2 separate regions of the Homo sapiens genome follow, and region 1 is linked to region 2. A link is a contact called in ENCODE Hi-C or POLR2A ChIA-PET data. All regions are on one chromosome and are shown on one strand. Each heading gives the region's core, a stretch centred on a gene start or an enhancer-like site at or near the end of the contact. The rest is flanking DNA. Distances are from core to core; before and after follow the strand shown. Region 1 has its middle 29 kb from the start of SUB1. Region 2 overlaps ZFR (zinc finger RNA binding protein).

Region 1 (5,011 bases), core at 319-2,818, 190 kb after region 2:
TGTAGATTAAAGTCAAAGATGAATGTCTTCAAACTTTGTGCAAAAGAACTTCACTTGGTTATTTTTAATGTGTTTGGTCTTTCTTGCCCTATGAGGCCTCTAAAAACAGTCATGGCAGTGACCAGAAACAACTGTTAAAATCATCAACTAGCAAAAAAATCCAAGAAAGAAGGGATCTTCACAGTTTGACCCCCCGATTTAATAGGCAAACTTGTATCTATTCCAAGGCTACATGATCTCTTTGTGTTGTCTCACTACCAAAGATGATCAAGATTATCAGTAGGAACATGAGGTTATTGGCAATAACTAGGGCTACTGCCTATCTCCACGCAGGGATGATTTCCAGTGGCTGCTGTTCCACTGCATTCTCCTTGACAGAGTGGGTATTCATTCCTAGCACGTTCAACCCCAAGCAAAACAAGGTCAGAGTTGGATGGGGAGATTTACAAGTTTTTGAGGACTTGGGCTGACAAACTTGAAGAATGGCCAGAGCAAACTCTCGAGGCAGGTACACAAGTTGGAAATCAGACTTCTAGTCACAAGTGGCAGGCCTGGAAACCTTGACAAGTCATCTCAAGGGATGATGTCGACCTTGGCCGTAGACAGGTCTGCATTCTTGATGTCAACCTTGGCCATAGGTCTGCATTCTTGTGGTCTGCCCTTGGCCATAGACGGGTCTGCATTCTTCTTGCTGTCTGCCCCAGTGGTGCAAAAGTCTTAGAGGGGGAAGAACGTATTGAAAGCTAAAGGCTTTGACAATTTATGTGTTGGTGATAAGCTGGTCTTTGTTAGCACTGTCCTAGTGAGGCTGAAGGAATAAGTTTCTCTGCTGAACTTTCACATAGGTTGTAGCTGTGGCAGGGCTCATCAGGGTTGGATTCTCAGATCTCTTAATGGAAAGCTTTGATATATTTCATGTGTGTTTTTAAATAGCATTCAATGTATGTTTAAATATAGGAGTGTCCTGTGAGTGGCTCCCGGGGAGCAGCCGGAAGTGTTGTACTCGGCTGTCTATTGTGTGTGGGAGAGTCTTTCTGTTGACTGTGGATCTCATATTTATGAGGACTGCATGCAAGGATTGCCTCTCGAGGTCTCGTTTATAGATTGATATCAGCCAGGTATTTTTCAGAATTCTGTTCTGCCATTCCACTGCCCTCCTGATTCTGGGAGATGTGGGCATTGAAAAGACTTTGTAGATTTCCTTTATAATTTGGCCCGGATGTGGTTGGCTCCTGTCACTATTATTGAACAAAGGCTCTCAAATAGTCTTCTTGATATAACAATAGTTGTAACAGCTTTGGTGTTTAGAGATTACTTCTATTCAGCTGGGAAGCCTCCCAACAATAGGCAAAACATGAAAATGTCTTCATTTGTGTAAGTCAACTTCAATTATTTATAGATGTCCCCTACAAAGGAGAGTGAGTTGCCTTCTCTGTGGACTTGATAGATAGGAAAGGTCTGACAATTCTGCCCGTCTACACTGGAAAAGCGCCTTATCACTTATACACTGCCAAGCGCCTTATGACCAGCGTGCCATTGCAAAGATCACGCAACCAGCCAGGAAGAAGATCCTTGGGCGCCACCTAGTGTCCATCTCGGGAATATCAAAGGCGACTGCATTGCTTCTCAAATTGTGGTTATTTCCAATGGGTTGTGGATCACTACTTTTGTTAAATACAAATAAATGATTAGAAAAGCGTATAAAAATACAAAATACAAGTCTGAATGTTTTATTATTAGATTTAGCAATAATATTTTAATAAATCAAAAAACGTGAAGAAAAAGTAAAAACTGCACAATGTTCATTATCAGTATAAACAAAACTAAACAAAGAGTGAAATGGTGGAAATAGCCATTGAAATACCCACATTAAATACCTAGACTAGTTTTGAACAACATGATATATATCAATATTTAGTTTTTAATGTGATAAATGAACTTGTTTCTTGTTAAAACTTAACTAGATTGAGTTGATGACAGTCACAGGGGATAGTGTCTATCTAAACTGTTTCTATGTTTTGTTTTAATAATATGTATAGTAAATAAACCAGCTCACAGGGAAATATTATCAAGGGTGGGGGAAGATACTTTATTTTATTTTTTGAAACAAGGTCTCACTCTGTCACCCAGGCTGGAGTACAGTGGCTTGGTCATAGCTCACTATAGTCTTGAACTCCTAGGCTCAAGTGATTCCCCCACCTCAGCCTCCCAAGTAGCTGGAACTACAGATGCATGCCATCATTGCTTTTTTTTTTTTTGACTTTTTGTAGAGATGGGGGTCTTGCTATGTTACCTGGACAGGTTTTGAGCTCCTGGGCTCAAGCAATTCCCCAGCCTTGGCCTCCCAAAGCGTTAGGATTACAGGTGTGAGCCACCATGCTCAACCAGGATATTAATTTTTAACTTTTATATAAAATAAAGTGAGGCTATATTTTCTAGTATTTTTCTTCAATCCTTCATAAATAGCCAACTCTAACAATTGGCTGAGCATGGCCAATTGGAATGCCATCAGTGAAGTATTTCCAAAAGCACTATTCTAAACACAATCCAAACTTGATTTCTTCAACAGTGGGATTGTGAGTTTACCAGGAACATGAAGAAAGGTTATCTGGCAGTGTTAGTGCACATTTGGTAGCGTTTGTTAGTGTTAGTGTTAGTGCAGGCTAATACTCACTATGTGCATGGAGGCTTCATAGGTCCAGTCGGCGGGCGTGGACTTCAAATAATCTCCACCTCCCGGGTTCAAGCGATTCTCCTGCCTCATCCTCCAGAGTAGCTGGGATTACAGGTGTGTGCCACCTTGCCTGGCTAATTTTTGTATTTTTAGTAGAGATGGGGTTTCGCCATGTCGGCCAGGCTGGTCTCAAACTCCTGGGCTCAAGGGATCCACCTGCCTCAGCCTCCCAAAGTGCTGGGATTACAGGCGTGAGTCACCGCGCCTGGCCAAGTTCTTTTTGTTTTGAAATAACTTCAGACTTTAAAGAAAAGTGTAGAAACAGTACAAAGGATTTCTGTAAGTACTTCACTCAAATTCCTACTTCACTCAAATTGTTAATATCTTATGTAACCACAGTACAATTATCAAATGCAGGAAACTAACATTGATACAATTATCTAATGGTACCAATTTTACAACTGTCCCACCAGTATCCTCATTTTTGGTCTCAGATCCAATCCAGAATCTCCCATTGTGTGTTTTTTTTTTTTTTTTTTTTTTTTTTTTTGAGATGGAGTCTCACTCTGTCGCCCAGGCTGGAGTGAAATGGCAGGATCTCGGCTCACTGCAACCTCCACCTCCAGTTTTCAAGAAATTCTCCTGCCTCAGCCTCCTGAGTAGCTGGGATTACAGGCACTCGCCAATGTGCTCAGCTAATTTTTTGTATTTTTAGTAGAGACGCGGTTTCACCATGTTGGCCAGGCTGGTCTTGAACTCCTGACCTTGTGATCTGCCTGCCTCAGCTTCCCAAAGTGCTGGGATTACAGGCGTGAGCCACTGCGCCCAGCCCTCCATTGTGTGTGTGTGTGTGTGTGTGTGTGTTTTGTCATGTCTCTGTTTCCTCTAAATTGAAGTACTTACTCTTTCTCGACCTTGATATTTTGGAATCATACATGTCATTTATTTTGTAGGATGTCTCTGAGTTTAGGTTGTCTGATGTATGCTGATTAAATTCAGGTTATGCATTTTTGATAGAGATACCATAGAAACGATGTAGGCTTCTCAGTACATCTTATCAGGAGGTACATGATGTTTATTTGTCCTATTACTGGTGACAACTTTGATAGTTTTGCCAAGGTGGTGTCTGCAAGATTTCTCTGGTGTAGTTTTTCAAGGGGAAAGGAGGAACACTGCGATGAGGAACAAACTTTGGTAGAAGGAGAATTTCTGCCCTGCCTCTGGTATTCAAGGTACATGCAAGTGAAGAAAAAACACCAGCCTCAATGAAGGCTGCAGGATCCACGTCCTCAGGGGAGTAAGTTTCAGTTAAAGCAGGAAAGTAAAGGGAACATTCAGAGAAGAAGTTGAGAATACTAGATAATTTGCCTGTGCAGAATCTGATGAAAGAGGGTACGGTGGAAAAAGTGGGAGATTGGGTTAGTTAGCAGGGATCCAGGGTAGTGTGAGGGGTGAGAGACCAAATGACAGATGCCCCAGGAGCTTGGAACACTGGTGGGATTGAGGTGAAAGGGATTATAGGGCTTGATTTCATTAGGCTGATGTCTCTTAATGTTGTTCCTTAAAGAGTGAGAGCAGCGGCATCTATCTTACCTGGAAGCTCATTAGAAATGTAGAATTCAGGCCCTACCTCAGATTTCCTGAAGCAGAATCTATGATTTTAACAAGAACCCCAGGTAATTTGTGGGCATCTTAAAGTTTGAAAAGCACTGTCTTCAGAAAACTGTGAGCAAACAGTTTAAGAAGCAACTGTGCAGCTGGCAGGTTGCTGATGTCAATAGCCTATGCGCCGGTGCTGGGGGTATAGCACCAGTGAGTCAAGCAGTCTGTGGCGCTTGCTTGCTTTCTTTTTTTCTGTTCTTGAGACAGGGTCTCACTCTGGTGCCCAGGTTGGAGTGCAGTGACGCGTTCTTGGCTCACTGCAACCTCTGCTTCCTGGGTTCAAACGATTCTCCTGCGTCAGTCTCCCTAGTAGCTGGGACTATAGGCATGCGCCACCATGCCTGGCTAATTTTGGCATTTTTAGTAGAGATGGGGTTTCACCATGTTGACCAGGCTAGTCTCAAACTCCTGACCTCGGGTGATCTGCCCACCTCGGCCTCCCAAAGCGCTGGGATTACAGGCATGAGCCACCGCGCCCAGCCTGCGACAGCTTTCTGATTCTGTGTTCTTGGCTACAGGAGCAGTAGCTTTCTGATTCTGCATTGCCTGTTGATGAGAGGTAGCAGCCTCCTTGGTGGTTCAGTTGAACAGTGTGGTTTGGCAGTCATTCTTGGAAGCTCAGTCTTTCTTTTAGCCCTTGTAATGATTCTGTGAACTCTATGTACCCACTAACAA
Region 2 (4,833 bases), core at 2,268-4,767:
AATACAGAATTAGCTGGGCATGGTGGCGCATGCCTGTAATCCCAGCTACTTGAGAGGCTGAGGCAGGAGAATCGCTTGAATCCAGGAGGTGGAGGTTGCGGTGAGCCAAGATTGCACCATTGCACTCCAGCCTGGGCGACAAGAGTGAAACTCCGTCTCAAAAAAAAAAAAAAGAGAAGAGACCACAGGAATAGTCAGATAGTCACTATAATTCAAAACATGTTAAAACCACTTTTAAGGGACTCATAAAATCTTACAACTAGAAGGGGCCCTACTGAAATTTGGGTCAACTACCTCATTTACAGGTAAGAGAACAGAGATAAGAGAGGTAAAAAATCACTTGCCCACATTAGCAATAAAGCCAGTACTGGAAGCCAATTCTACTCTCTTACAATCCAACGCTCTACCCACACCCTCACACCCTTCAAAAATAATTAAAGGAAGTGCCCATTTTTTTTCTTTTTTTTTTTATTATACTTTAAGTTCTAGGGTACATGTGCACAACATGCAGGTTTGTTACATATGTATACATGTGTCATGTTAGTGTGCTGCACCCATTAACTTGTCATTTACATTAGGTGTATCTCCTAGTGCTTTCCCTCCCCCCACCCCAAGAACTGCCCACTTTTCAAAAGCTTTGTTTTAAAAATTATCAAGTCTCTCTCTAAAAAAAAAAAAATCCATCTTTTAAAGTCTGTAAATATACAGGTTTCTTTGCAAACGAAATGCTTCCTAGATTTGAACCATTCTACATACTGTATTTAACATGATTGGTGGCTGATAACAGAACCAACTGTCATTAGCGATCAGAGAAAGATTAATTAAAAATATGGGCCCATTAAAGGGTCTCCACTGGTTACAAAGGCTGTTTGTTGGCAGTATCATATGTTCTGGGCATTTCTGGCAAAGATAAAAATGTGTTCAGAAGTTATCATCACAGGTTCTTTTGCACAGCTTATTTCAGCAGGAATGGACTGTGGGCTGAAAGTCCAGAAATGGAGTACATTTCCAGGAGAGAAAGGCATGATTATGAATTGTGACTCCAAGGCATTTAGTAGGACAGGTCTAGAACCTGCCTCCTAAGATGATGTGATATGAGTTTAGATGGACTCAAAAGCTTATCTTCATTAAACGCAGTAAGTCATATACTTCAATAGTTTACAAAGAAACTCTGTAGGTTAAGAAAACCCACCTGTCTGATAGTAAGTTTCAGCAACAGAAGGCTGAGGTTGGGCAGCGGCAGCTACAGCAGCAGCAGTTGCTGTTGGTTGTTGGTAGTATTGCTTACTATCATAAGCTACAGCAGGAGCTGTGGACCTTACATATGAGTATGAATCCTAAAGAAAAGGAATGAAAGAAAATCTTGCTATGAGACAAGTGGAAGGAAAAAAATACTTACTGTATAGAAGTGCAATAAAGGAAAACAAAACACTAAATACGTAGTTTCATGACAGACCTAAACATAAAAGAATCAAATTAAATACACAGAAGATTCATTTTGTACTTCATTAAAATAATATCAAGGCTGGGTGCGGTGGCTCACGCCTGTAATCCCAGCACTTTGGGAGGCCAAGCCGGGCGGATCATGAGGTAAGCAGATAAAGACCATCCTGGCTAACACGGTGAGACCCCGTCTCTACTAAAAATACAAAAAATTAGCCGGGCATGGTGGCAGGCACCTGTAGTCCCAGCTACTCGGGAGGCTGAGGCAGGAGAATGGCATGAACCCGGGAGGCGGAGGTTGCAGTGAGCCAAGATTGCGCCACTGCACTCCAGCCTGGGCGACAGAGAGAGATTCTGCCTCAAAAAAAAAAAAGAAAAAAAAAAAATCAAAAGCATTTCAAGCAGCATGTTGAACTTTTACAATCAGAACAATCACCAAAACATTTCTAAATAATACTTAAGTAAAAATTAATTTTATTAAAAAAGTCACAGAAGTTTTGCCTTAAAGATGGATCCTACAATATTACAAAAGAACACTTGTGTTACTAAACTTTGTAATTGCTCCTTTTCAGTATTTCTTTTTCAAGAAAGATCAAGGTGAGCTGAGTGAATTCTGGCAGTCCATGAAGTAAAGAGGGGTAGAAAGGTATGTAGGTGAAATGGCTGAAGTAGCAGGTAGGGCCCAGAAAACACTGGGTTTCACAGACACTATTAAAAACAACAAAATTTATTATATTCTGTCTCTGGGCATAAATAATCACACCTCAAAAGGAATTTCATTTAGTAACCTGCCTAAAATTAATAGCAAATACTAATATTGTTGATTTACATTTCAATTTTTTACTGCATAAATTTCTATGCTTTAGAAAGAATATAGCAAAACCAGGGAAAGTTCAGAAGGACCAAAGTTTAAAAAACAGATCCTAAAAGCAAATAAGCAAAAAAACAGATTAAAGAAATTAGGACCAAATTTAATTTAAATAAGCAAGTAGTAATCTAGCACTGTTTTCAAACATAATAAGGAGAATGTAGAATTCCTATAAGACTGAGTAAGAGGCAACTGGATGAATAAGGGCATGATCAATTTTTGTTATAATATGTATTAAAAAAGAACATCTTGACAGGATAAATGTAAAGGGGACAGAATTTCCACCTTTGCTAAGTTTCAAGAAGAAAATATGTAATATGTTTGTCCTGCTCTCAAAATATTCTCAAAATAGGAGACATACCTGTGTTCCAGATGAATAATGCTCTAGTACAAACAAGGGAAGTCTTTTCTATGTCTTCAGTTAAAACAATAACAAACAAACAAACTTGGGGTAAACAATGAAATATTTAACTAGCAATTAATGTGAAAGTTTTTAACAGACAGCTATAAATAATAGAGTCAAATGGACGGGGGGTGAGAGGAAGGATTATTAATACAAAGCTCATTGCAAGGAATTTTTTTTTTTCTTGAGACAGGGTCTCGCTCTGTCACCCAGGCTGGAATGCAATGGCATAATCCTGGCTCACTGCAGCCTCTGCCTCCTGGATTCAAGTGATTCTCGTGCCTCAGCCTCCTGAGTAGCTGGGACTACAGGTGCGCACCACTGCACCCAGCTAATTTTTGTATTTTTAGCAGAGACGGGGTTTCGCCATGTTGGACACGCTGGTCTTGAACTCCTGACCTCAGGTGATCCACCCACCTTGGCCTCTCAAAGTGCTGGGATTACAGGCATGAGCCACCGCGCCCAGCCGGCAAGGAACCTTAATGGTTGGTATGTCCCAAACTACCAAGGAATACTCATTTACTTTTCTCTATCAGTACATGTGTATTTTGGAAGCCCCAAGTTTGAGAAGCAATGGCTAGGGCATTACATTATACACTGAAGACAAAGAAACCCGCACATTCAGGCTACCAAAACTAGTAGTTTTCTTACCTGGTAGTTTTGTGTAGTAGCTGGGGGTGGTGGTGGTGGTGCTTCTTGTTGCCTCTGAGTATAACCATAGTCAGTTGCTGTGTGTGCAGTGGGGTAGCCTCCATAAGCAGCAGCTGTTGCAGCAGCTGCAACAGCTACTGGAGCAGGCCTGGCAACTGCAACTGTGGCGGCTGCTGGTGCATAGGCAGCAGTAACTGTGTGAGCAGCTACTGGAGCCTGATGGACAGTGTAGCTAGCAACTGTAGTTGGATGAGAATAGGCTACACCCGAAGCTGGCTGCTGGCTACATTGTGGAGTACAAGAATAAATATAATACAATTTTAATATCCAGGAGTTAACCAACTTCAATTAAAAGCTATTCAACTGAAATAAAAAGCACATTTTCAAGTAATTTAATGACGGACCACAAAAGGTCAAGTACTTGAACTCAATAAACTTCCTATTCAATATCATATTTATTACTGTTCTGTAATTTTCATTCTTTTTTTTTTAAATTTTCATTCTTTAATCTCAATACATTATATAGTCACACGTTTCAGATCATAGATTGTATCACATAACAGGAATTAAAAACTAGGATAAAAAACAGTATTAGGAAGAAAAGAAAAAACTGACCAAATTAGGAACTTTAGTGTTAGTTACATGTGAAGTTCTTTATTATGTTGTACAGTTTTACAAATCTCTACAAAGAAACCATAAGAAAAATATTCTATTCTAGCCCAATTACAGAAAGAAATTTAAGGTAGAAACTACTGACCAGCTGATTAAAAAATACTTCTGTTGCTTTAGGACAGTTGGTATTCAACTGGGGGAATTTTTCCCCCAGGGGACATATGGCCATATCTGCATATATTTTTGATGACCAAACTGCAGAGGAGGTGGTGATATGTGAGCTACTGGCATCCAGTGGATAGAGGCCAGGGATGCTGTTACAAATCCTACAATGCACAGGACAGCCGTGCATAACAAAGAATTATTTAAAGTATGTCAATAGTGCTGAGGGTTGAGAAGTTCTGTTCCAGGGTACAAAACCTACAATGGAATATCTATTATTTTAGATACATTTTCCAGCTTACAGGGAGCATTTCATTATACAAAGTTACTTTTAAATATATAATAGCATGTTTTGTAAAAGAAGACACAAATCAGATGCTTTGCAATTAAAAACATTTAAACCTCAAAGAGACAAAAACATTTTCCAAAACAGCAATCAAATGAATTTCTAGCTAAAGTTCTTACAGGAATATGTTTATTTTAACTTTTAAACTGAAAGCCTATATCACTAAAACCAAAGGCCTACAGATGTTAGCATATAAAAGTGTATTTCTTGTTCTAGGTTTTCTGAATAATACACTCAATTCCACAAGGTAAAGCCACATTACTAAGGCAGAAACACCTACTAAAAAAAGAAGAGCCCCAACAGTTATTTAGCTGATAGGTTTTAGCTGACCACATTTTAGTATGAGCC

What was found. A loop is a pair of places that touch in the nucleus more often than their neighbours do. ChIA-PET counts read pairs that join two places held with the same protein, here RNA polymerase II (POLR2A). Pooled maps may share reads with other maps.
Region 1: a loop to region 2 is called in a map of Caco-2, with 12 times the contacts of the local background. The contact joins two enhancer-like sites. A Hi-C loop is called at or near these places in 6 of 168 maps with a recorded cell type or tissue (Caco-2, GM12878, HepG2 and 3 more), 21 of 37 single-sample maps with no recorded cell type and 11 of 50 pooled maps. POLR2A ChIA-PET finds 5 or more read pairs at or near these places in 6 of 52 experiments (A673, GM12878, H1 and 2 more).

Annotation. Positions count from the first base shown.
Region 1 is chr5:32,611,688-32,616,698 of GRCh38, forward strand. No RefSeq gene overlaps it. Among named protein-coding and RNA genes, the nearest start is that of SUB1, 29 kb to the left of the region's middle. Within about 2 kb of position 1,569, at least 3 of the 41 ENCODE cell types and tissues checked have a DNase peak (open chromatin) inside an H3K27ac peak, as active enhancers do.
Region 2 is chr5:32,416,456-32,421,288 of GRCh38, forward strand. ZFR (zinc finger RNA binding protein) reads right to left here. Exons shown (of 20, transcript NM_016107.5): 3 at 3,366-3,648; 4 at 1,193-1,337. Among named protein-coding and RNA genes, the nearest start is that of MIR579, 24 kb to the left of the region's middle. Within about 2 kb of position 3,518, at least 3 of the 41 ENCODE cell types and tissues checked have a DNase peak (open chromatin) inside an H3K27ac peak, as active enhancers do.